Regions from separate parts of the Homo sapiens genome. Here region 1 is linked to region 2. Evidence: read pairs that join two places in POLR2A ChIA-PET (ENCODE). Cell type or tissue: OCI-LY7. All regions are shown on one strand.

Region 1 (5,000 bases), 60 kb before region 2:
AGACATTTTAAAAATTTTTCCTGTGGTTTCTTCTTTGCTCCTGGGTTGCATAGGAGTATGTTGTTTCCTTTCCAAATGTTTGGGGATTTCCCCCAAATTTCTTTCTTTTATTGATTTATAATTTAATTTCTTTGGCGCTTCACATGATCTCAATTTTTTTTAATTTATTGAGACTTGTTTTATGGTTTACTAGACAGTCTTTCCAACAAAATATTCTTAACCAATTGGTTTTTTCATCAATATGAAATGTCCCTCTTTGTCTCTTTTACTATTTCTTGGCTTATAGTTAACCAAGAAATAGTAAAACTATTTGTCTGATATTAATGTAATCACTTCAGCCTTCTCATAGTTACTGTTTACATATTTTTTTCTGTCATTTTGTTTCAACTGCTTTGTATCTGAAGTATATCTCTTATTTAACAAAATTTAAAAAAGAAAGGGCCAGGTGGGGTGGCTCACGCCTGTAATCCCAACACTTTGGGAGGCCGAGGCAGCTGGATCATCTGAGGTCAGGAGTTTCAGACCAGCCTGACCAACATGGTGAAACCCTGTCCTTACTAAAAATACAAAAATTAGCCGGGCGTGGTGGTGTGCGCCTGTAATCCCAGCTACTCAGAGGCTGAGGTAGGAGAATCGCTTGAACTGGGGAGGCGGAGGTTGCAGTGAACTGAGATCATGCCACTGCACTCCAGCCTGGCCCACAGAGTGAGACTCCGTCCCCCACTCCCCGAAAAAAGTGCACAGCTAGATCCTGCTTCTTGCTTCTTCATCCAGTCTGAAAATTTCTGTCTTTTTATTGGAGCATTTGGTCAATTTGCATCTTAATGTAATTATTAATGTAGGTAGATTTATGTCTGTCATTTTACTGTCTCATGCCTTTTATTGTTCCTTTGTTCCTTCTTTACTGATTCCTGTTAAATAATTTTTGTACCTTTTACATCCATTTGTGATATTTTTTCTTTAGTTATTTTTTGTTTGTGCTGGTGTTTCTTGTATTTTCTTAGTGCTTTCTCAAGGAATTACATCTTTGACTTATCACAACTTATTACTAATGGTTGTGTGTGTGCACATGCATGTGTGTCTTATTCTGGTTAAATATAGCAGCTTAGGTCTAATATAGCTTCATTCCCCACGCGCCTTTGTGCTATTGTCATACATATTATACCTGTATATTTTAGATATATAACAATACACTATTATAATTATTACTTTAAACAATCTTACGTTGTTTTTTTTTTTAAGATCTCCTTTTTTAGAGCAGTTTTAGGTTCACAGTAAACTGAGAAGATAGTACAGACTTATCCCATATACTTTCTGTTCCCACACATGCATGGCCTCCCCCACTAACAACATTGCACACCAGAGTGGTACACCTGTTACCATTGATGAACCTGTATTGATACATCTTTATCACCTAAAGTCTGTTAGAGTTTACTCTTACTGGTGTACGTTCTGTGGGTTTGGATAAATGTATAGCATATAGCCAGCATTATAGCATCACAAAAAGTAATTTCACTGTCCTAAAAATCCTCTGTGGTCTGCTTGTTTATCCCTCTCTCCTCCCCACAACCCAACCCCTGGCAACCACTGATCTTTTAACTATCTGCATAGTTTTTCCTTTTTCAGGATTTCATGTAGTTGTAATCCCACAGTATGTAGCTTTTTTCTGATTGGCTTCTTTCACTTAGTAATATGCATTTAAGTTTCCTCTGTGTCTTTTCAAGTCCTAATAGTTCATTTCTTTTTCAGCACTGAATAATAACCCATTGGTCTGTATGTACCACAGTTTGTTTATCCATTGACCAATTTAAGGGCATCTTGGTTGCTTCCAGATTTTGGCAGTTATGAATAAAGCTACTGTAAACATTCATATGCAGGGTTTTTTGTGGACTTAGTTTTGAACTTCTTGGGGTAAATACCAAGGGCCATGATTGCTGGATCATATGATAAGAGTATGTTTAATTTTATAAGAAACCACCAAACTACATTCCAGAGTGGCTCTACCGTTTTGCATTTCCACCAGCAATGAATGAGAGTTCCTGCTGCTCCACATCCTCGCCAGCATTTGGTGTCTGGATTTTGGCCATTCTAATAGATATGTAGTTGTATCTCATTGTTGTTTTAGTTTGCATTTCCCTGATGACATATGACATGGAATATCCTTCCATGTGGTTATTTGCTATCTTTATATCTTATTTGGTGAGGTATCTGGTAAGGTCTTTGTCTTACTTTTTTTTTTTTTTTTTTTTTTTTGAGACGGAGTCTCGCTCTGTCGCCCAGGCTGGAGTGCAGTGGCGCGATCTCGGCTCACTGCAAGCTCCGCCTCCCGGGTTCACGCCATTCTCCTGCCTCAGCCTCCCGCATAGCTGGGACTACAGGTGCCCGCCACCACGCCCGGCTAATTTTTTGTGTTTTTTTTAGTAGAGACGGGGTTTCACTGTGTTAGCCAGGATGGTCTCGATCTCCTGACCTCGTGATCCGCCCGCCTCGGCCTCCCAAAGTGCTGGGATTACAGGCGTGAGCCACCGCGCCCAGCCTTTGTCTTACTTTTTAATCAGGTTGTTTGTTTTCTTATTATTAGATTTTAGAATTCTTTGTATATTTTGGATAACAGTCCGTTATCAGATAAGTCTTTTCCAAGTATTTTCTCCCAGTCTGTGGCTTTTTTCAGTTTCTTGACAGGATTCATTTTATTTTATTTTTTGACTATTTTTAGTGATCTTCATGTCTTCCTATAGGTCCAAGTTATTATGCAGTGTCATTTCCTTTCAGTCCAAAGGACTTCTTTTAGTATTTTTTTTTAGGCCTGCTGGAAACAAATACTGTTTTTGTTTATCTGGGAATGTTGTTTTTTTATGTGTTCAGTTTTGAATGATAGTTTTGTTAGCTATAGGATTCTTGGTTGACAGTTTCTTCCTCCACCCCCCAGCCCTTTAAATATGTCATCCCATGGACCACTCCCATGGGAGTCAGCTGATTGTGATGAGAAGTCAGCTGTTAACCCTGGTGTTGGTCCCCCTGTAGGTGATGAGTTGTTCTTCTCTTGCTGATTTCAAGATTTTCTGTTTGTCTTTGGCTTTGAGCCGTTTCTCTATGATGTGTCTAGGAGTGGATCTCTTTGTTTTTATCATACTTGGGTTCTCTTGAGATTTTGAAATATATATTCATCAAATTTGGGATGTTTTTCACCATAATTTCTTCAAATTTTTTTTTCCTTTCTTCTCTCTTCCTGGGCCTCTGATTACACATAATTTTCTTTTCCCCCGAGATGAAGTCTTGCTCTGTTGCCCAGGCTGGAGTGCAGTGGTGCAATCTCGGCTCAGTACAACCTCTGCCTCCCAGGTTCGACCAATTCTCCTGCCTCAGCCTCCCAAGTAGCTGGGATTATGGGCATGCACCACCATGCCCAGCTCATTTTTGTATTTTTAGTAGAGATGGGGTTTCACCATGTTGGCCAGGCTGGTCTCAAACACCTGACCTCATGATCTGCCTGCCTCGGCCTCCCAAAGTGCTGGGATTACAGGCATGAGCCACTGCGCCCAGCCAACACATAAATTAAAATACTTGGTGTTCTCCCATAGGGGTTTTTGTTTCTTAAAAAAATTCAGTCTGAACCTAAACAAAATCTGAAGTTCTATTCATTTTTCTTGGATCTTTTTTCCTTCTGTTCTTTAGATTGGATAATTTCTGGTGGTCTCTTTTTCAGTTCACTCCTTCTTTGTTCTGCCATCCCAAATCTGCTGTTGAGCCCATCTAGTGATTTTTTTTCTTTCAGTTATTATACTTTTCAACTCTGGAATTTCCATTTACATTTTTCTACTGAGATTTCTTCTCATATTTTTCTTTAATTTTTATTATTATTTTTTGAGATAGGGTCTCACTTTGTCACCCAGGCTGGAGTGCAGAGGTGTAATCACAGCTCACTGCAGCCTTGACCTGCTGGGCGCAAGTGATCTTCCTGCCTCAGCCTCCTGAGTAGCTGGTACTACAGGCACATGCAACCAAACCCAGCTAATTTTTGTATTTTTTTGTAGAGGCAGGGTCTCGCTATGTTACCCAGGCTAGTCTTGAACTCCTGGGCTCAAGGAGTTCTCTCGCCTCAGCTGCCTAACATGCTGGGATTACAGGTGTGAGACACCATGCCCAGCCTTAATTTTAAAAATATATTTGTATTTACTGCTTTAACGTTGTCTGCTAAATCCAACATCTGGGCCTTAGTCTGTTTCTAGTTACTGCTTATTTTCTTGAATCTGGGTCACTTTTCTGTTTCTTTGCATGCTTGTAATTTTTTAATGAAAATTGGACATTTTAGTAATGCATTGTAGTGACTGTGGGGTGTTATTTATTTTTCTGTGATGGGCATGTGTGTGTGTGTGTGTGTGTGTGTGTGTGTGTTTTAAGTAATTTGCCCATACTTAAACTATGACATGTGACTCCCACACAGTATACGGCCACTAGTGTTTCTGCTTATTGATTTTCATTTGTTGTTTTATTGTTTTTAGCCTGGCTAGGAGGCACCCGTGTCTTCCTAGCTTAATGGTTAGCCTGTGACTAGTGCAGAGGTGGTGTTCAAACACCTGAAGCTTATTGAGCTTTCACCCTCTGATGATCCAGGTTGATTGGGAAGTGCATGGAAAGTTCAGCCAGTTCTTAAGCCTGCCTTGGGTTTTCTTTCTGTTGAGACCTCTTATGTCTCCCTTCCTCATCCATGTAGTTTCACAGCCACCCAGGGATGTGAGGAGACCATATCTGGCCCTTTTGTGACTCTTTTCTTTCCAGGATCTCCCCTTCAGATTTCTAGCTGGTCTTCCACTGCACCCTCTTCAGACCACAGCCTCAAGCTAGAAGAATGTCTTCTCCCTGTTAGGTTCCCACCAGGTTGGCCCCTTTTAGCTGTCAGAGCTATGGATTTTCTACCACTCCTTCAATCTCCCCCTTGTCCCAAGTCAGATCTGCCCTCTCTGGCAGTGAAAATTGCTGGTTTTTATGGTCCCAGCCCT
Region 2 (5,000 bases):
TAGAAGCAGGGTTCCTGATCTATTTGAATCCAGCCAAAGAATCCTCAGAAATTTGTAATTGATTTGCTCAAGTATGAAATGTAGATCTGAGTTGGCAAACTTTCCGTAAAGGGCCAAGTGGTAAATATTTTTGGCTTTGTAGGACATTGGTCTCTGTCACAAGTACTTTCAAAAACAGGTGGCAAGCTGCATTGGCTCACAGGCCAGAGTTTGCTGACCCCTGATCTACATTGTTTTTCCTTCTAAATATTACCTGATTATCTTAGCTTCTTGGCAAACATGCTAGGCCGGATGGAGCAGAGGTTTCTGTTACATGCTGTAGTCTCTTATTAATGAATCAATCCAAGAACACGTTAGAGAATCTGAAGTCAACACATACAGATTTCATATATTTTAACTTTATAATTTATATTTCTTGTCAGAGTGCTCCCAACTTGCTGTAAATATTTTCGCTTTTGAAAGTTCCAACAAAGACTGTGAAGTAAGACAGATTCAAAATCATATCTTCATTCCTTGTATTTAACAGGTACTACCAAACTTTACTTTTAATACTATCACAAATTGGAAAGCAAATCCTTGCATATCGTAGGGCTTAATTTTTTATTGGAGGAATAATAACATGCAGACTGATGCAGTTTGAAACATTTTCTTCCCATGTGTGTGTCTATGTTTGTGTCAGTCCCTGTGTCTACATGTGTGTACGTCTGTGTGTGGGCGGGTGTGTGTTTTTCTGTACACCTGGGGGGAGAGGTATCTGTAAAGTCAGTTCTCTTCTCTCCTGTAGGGTGGATATGCAGCCTACAGATATGCACAGCCTGCTACTGCAACCGCAGCCACCGCTGCTGCAGCCGCTGCAGCCGCTTACAGTGACGGGTATGTACAGAGACAGTGGTGAGCTTTGGGATGCATGAGAGCTGTTCCATCCCAAAATGTCACCCATTTTCCTCCCTTCACCATTTCCACAGCAGCTCTTAGCACATCGGGCATCTTGCCAGCCTGGGCTTTCTGCAGACCTCTTGATGGCCTCTGTCATGCCTAAAGCACAAGGCACCGACTCTGTCCTCCACTCCCTCTTTCTTGTTCTCATCTCTTCTTTGACTTTGACTCCAGTCCCTCTCTTCCTCATCTCCAACTCCTTTCTTTTCCATTTTATGGAAGTACTTCAGATTTTTTTCAGTTATTGCATTTGGGAGTAGAAATAGAAAGGTTTTTTCCTATTCCTTGTAATTCCAGTTTCCTTATGATAATCCAAGACCAAGTGACTCACAAGTCTTAAAGCACAGTAATCCCTTTAATTTTTTTAGATCATACACTTTTCTTTATCTGTCTGATTGTGTTTCTTCTTTCCAGTTATGGCAGGGTGTACACAGCCGACCCCTACCATGCCCTTGCCCCTGCCGCTAGCTATGGAGTTGGCGCTGTGGTAAGTATATAATATACCATTGCTTTATAAAACCATTTCATTCCTTCTTTTACCCGTAGACTACAGAAGATCTAGGGAGGTAGTAAATTCAGCCTTTCATCCACCATCAAGGTATTAAAGCCACATAGATCTACCTGGAAGTTTCATGTCACCCTCTTTATTTGTGTGTTATTATAATGTGAGCCACATGGCCTAGTTAAGGGCAGCAGAAAGGAATGATCATTGATAATATGCCCCGAGTAGTGGCATGATTTGCGAGAGAAATAGGGGAACTGGTGAATGTTTTCTATTGGTTCAAATGTTGAGTGCATACCTGTGGCATAGTTTCATTGATAGGTGTTGGCAAAGGAGCATGGAGCATAAGGCTGTAGTATTCACAGTAAGCTTTTCAAAAACTTAAGTTTCAAATGCAAATCTAAAGGATGTCTCTGCTCTTCCTAAGCCTTCTGGTAGATAGTACTAGAAATTCCTAAGTGAATGCTTTATAGGATATTTTATTATTGATTATTGATAACAATTGTGGCAAAATATGGTGTTGTTGATAGAAGTATCGAAGAAGTCCATAGAACTAGCATAATTTCTTCTGACCAACCACCTCACTGCAGTATTATTGTGTTGGCTTGGATGCCTCCAGTTTCAGTGATTAGGACTCACAGGCTGCAACAAAGACAGGCCATTCCACAGTGACACCTCTGCCAGGGCTTTCTCTCTAATCCAAAATGCAACTGGGCAACTACCTCTGGACATGGGTAGAGTTGTTTGAAAAGGAGACAGAATGAAATGTAAAATGTAAGACCTAAAGGAATATGAGAAAGCTACTTCTCACACCAAATTTCTACTGATGAAGATTTGTGGAAGGAAGTAATAGGGGGCCCTGAGGGAATATATGTTTATAAATGAAGTAGAGCATTACAATATAACGGCAGTGGTAGAAGTGCCTGAGGTTGTATTTCGTCCTAAAATGATATAAGTCCTATGCTAAAAGAATGACCTGAGAAAGATGCATTCCTGGGAAACTTCTAATTGAAAGAGATAAGCCATTAGATAAAGTCATTTGATAAACATAAAGGAATAAAGCCTAGTTAAAACCCCAGCTAGATATGTAAATGTGAATATGTCAAGAAACAGCCTAGTTGGTGTGCTTCGTAGATGATAGAGGAAACAGACTTTATTAAAGACTGGCTCAGGTTTAGATGTGGCACCATCTCAAACATGGGCTGTGACCACACATGGCAGGGATCGTGTCAGAAGTAACGTGCACTGCCGATGGGTCATATGTGAGAAGGAGAAACTGGTGATCTGTTTTCCACCAGGATTATAAGGCTGTATCAAGGTAAACAAAAACCTGTGCTTTTAAAAATCAAACTCTTTGCGGAACTTGTTTTCAACTGTGTATTGTTTCCCTTCTGTGCTAATTCATGTAAATAATGAAATAAAATGTCGTCATACTCTCCTTGAGAATATCAGGTCAGCAATAAATGTGTTGGGCTCTGGTCTGAGCACCTTAGAAGCAGAAGTTGGTTTCCTGACTTCACTGCACAAGGCAATGCTTGATCAGTTGCTTTGAGGCTTCGAAGCAGGCTGTTTCTAGATCCCTCTCTGGACATTTTTCTTCACTGTTAATGCTTCTCTCATCAACCTTTTAATTATTTTTATCTCTTTAATTACTGCAGGCGAGTTTATACCGAGGTGGCTACAGCCGATTTGCCCCCTACTGAAGTGACGTGAGACCCCTGCAAATGGGACAGCCCCCCAGTTCATGAGGCCTGGCTATTGCAATATTTACTAGTAGAGGAACTCTATAGCAAGATGAAGAGGAAAAACAAACAAACAAACAAAAAAAAACACAAAAAAAGAAAGAATACTTTTTTATACCTCACTATGTTCTTTGAATATGTATTTTTCCTTTAAATTTCTGCCTTTAATTCTTTTGTTCCAAAGATTGTGCATTTTTTTCTTTTTTTTTTTAAACTGTGGTAAAAAAAAAAAAAATAATGCATTTCCATGTCTGTATGTCCGTGCTTAGCTTATTCTATCAATCACGGAAGAGGCAGTCAAGGAGGAAGGAGAGACATTAGGAGCCGATAAATGCATCTGATCAGAAATCAGCAGACAGAATTACCAAAGTGTATCTGGTGCTGAATGACTGGGGGACAAGCAGAAGTGGAAGAGATCTTTCTGCAACAGGATATTCTTCTAGTCTTCTGAGTTTCTGGTCTTTGACAGGCAATTCTGGTTGGCTGTGGCTGGAATCCACATGCTGATAGATAGGAATTTGTGCTTACAAAGCAGGAGAATTAAAAAGACGCTTTCCTCTCCTCTTCCCTCCTGTCTTCTCCGTTCTTTTTACAATCATCTTACACGCACAGCCTGAGACAGCTGGCATAGTTTTTGGAATTATAGTATTGATATTTCCAAACGTGCTCTCAGACAGTGGATAATAAACACCTCATTAGGAAACCGATCTCAGAATGAACTCTGGAGTATGAAAAAGATCATTTCTTTTTGTTCCTGTAACCTAGCATTCCTTCTAGGCTTCTTCTCCTTTAATTGAACCACAGCTTAGCTCATGTATTCTTTTATTAACACCCTGCTCTCATGTCCATAAGATTCAGGAATTTAGGACCCAGGGACAGAAAAGTGAATAAGCCAGTGACCAGATTTCCCCCAGATGTCTTGAGGATTAGAAGTACAAATTGTTGACAGCCATTAAAGAGGGTGAGGAAGGGAAAAGGAATATTAGAAGATCTGGTATTTCTTACTTTTTTCTTGCCTCAGAAAGTACAAAGTTTAAAAAATAGAATAAAGAATCTGCTGGGGAAAGATAGAGTACCAGGTCCTAGGTCAGTAGTCCCTGGAAGTTTTGGTGATGAGGACATGGAAGGGCAGGCAGAGGCACTTTGTACTTGCTCCAAAGCCATAGGAATTTTCATCTTCCAGAGCCTTTATGAGTCACTTCTCTATCCACAGTCTTGAGCCTGTGGCTATCCCGCTGAGCTTCTCACTGTCCTCCAAAAACACCCCGCTGAGCACCCGGACCACTTTGTACACATTAACACTACAGGACATAAAATGCAGAGGCCCTGAGATTGCTGCCCTCCCATATTGGAAGGAGGGTCTGCGATGGCAAGGGTCTTCTATATCACCAGAAAGAGTCGCGCAGTGAGTCACTGCCGTTGCCATCTGGCTGTAATTTTCTATGTTATCAAGGTAGGAGGGAGTGTTTCTCTTCTAGCTGTTAGATAGAACTGATAAAAGCAAGTGTCCTACAGCATTTCCCAAATGAAGGCATTAGGAAATAGAAAAGCACGGTCTTTTTGGCTCCCTGGTCTAGTCACATTGGTACTAGGGTGACCTTTCACCCAAGGGACAGCTGCTAAAGGGAGTAATTCAGAGACATGGAGCTTCTGGTTATGGGTTTGTTTTGGGTTTGTTTTTAACTCCTGCCTCCACACATGTTCTTGACTGATAACTGACTCATGTCCCTGAATTAAAATGACTGACCTATGACAGCATCAAGCATTCTTTGTAAGCAGAGTGATATATCTGAGAGGGCGTTGACCTGTTGTGTAGAATA

Evidence for each region. ChIA-PET counts read pairs that join two places held together with the same protein. Peaks named below come from ENCODE experiments on the same cell type or tissue, not always from the same donor. Only the 100,000 strongest peaks of a DNase experiment are listed, where the experiment ranks them.
Region 1: POLR2A ChIA-PET joins it to region 2 with 6 read pairs; 3 of 35 experiments call an interaction of 5 or more read pairs at or near these places.

The regions. Positions count from the first base shown.
Region 1 is chr22:35,802,543-35,807,542 of GRCh38, reverse strand. All of the region lies in intron 3 of RBFOX2 (RNA binding fox-1 homolog 2), which reads left to right. Among named protein-coding and RNA genes, the nearest start is that of APOL5, 87 kb to the right of the region's middle. In OCI-LY7, no CTCF peak of the experiment used is centred here; no DNase peak of the experiment used is centred here.
Region 2 is chr22:35,742,346-35,747,345 of GRCh38, reverse strand. It overlaps RBFOX2 (RNA binding fox-1 homolog 2), which reads left to right. Exons shown (of 14, transcript NM_001349999.2): 12 at 785-873; 13 at 1,351-1,423; 14 at 3,097-5,000. The coding sequence ends at 3,141. Among named protein-coding and RNA genes, the nearest start is that of APOL5, 27 kb to the right of the region's middle. In OCI-LY7, no CTCF peak of the experiment used is centred here; DNase peaks (open chromatin) are centred at 253, 805, 2,646 and 2,955; H3K4me3 peaks cover 3,136 bases; H3K27ac peaks cover 3,449 bases.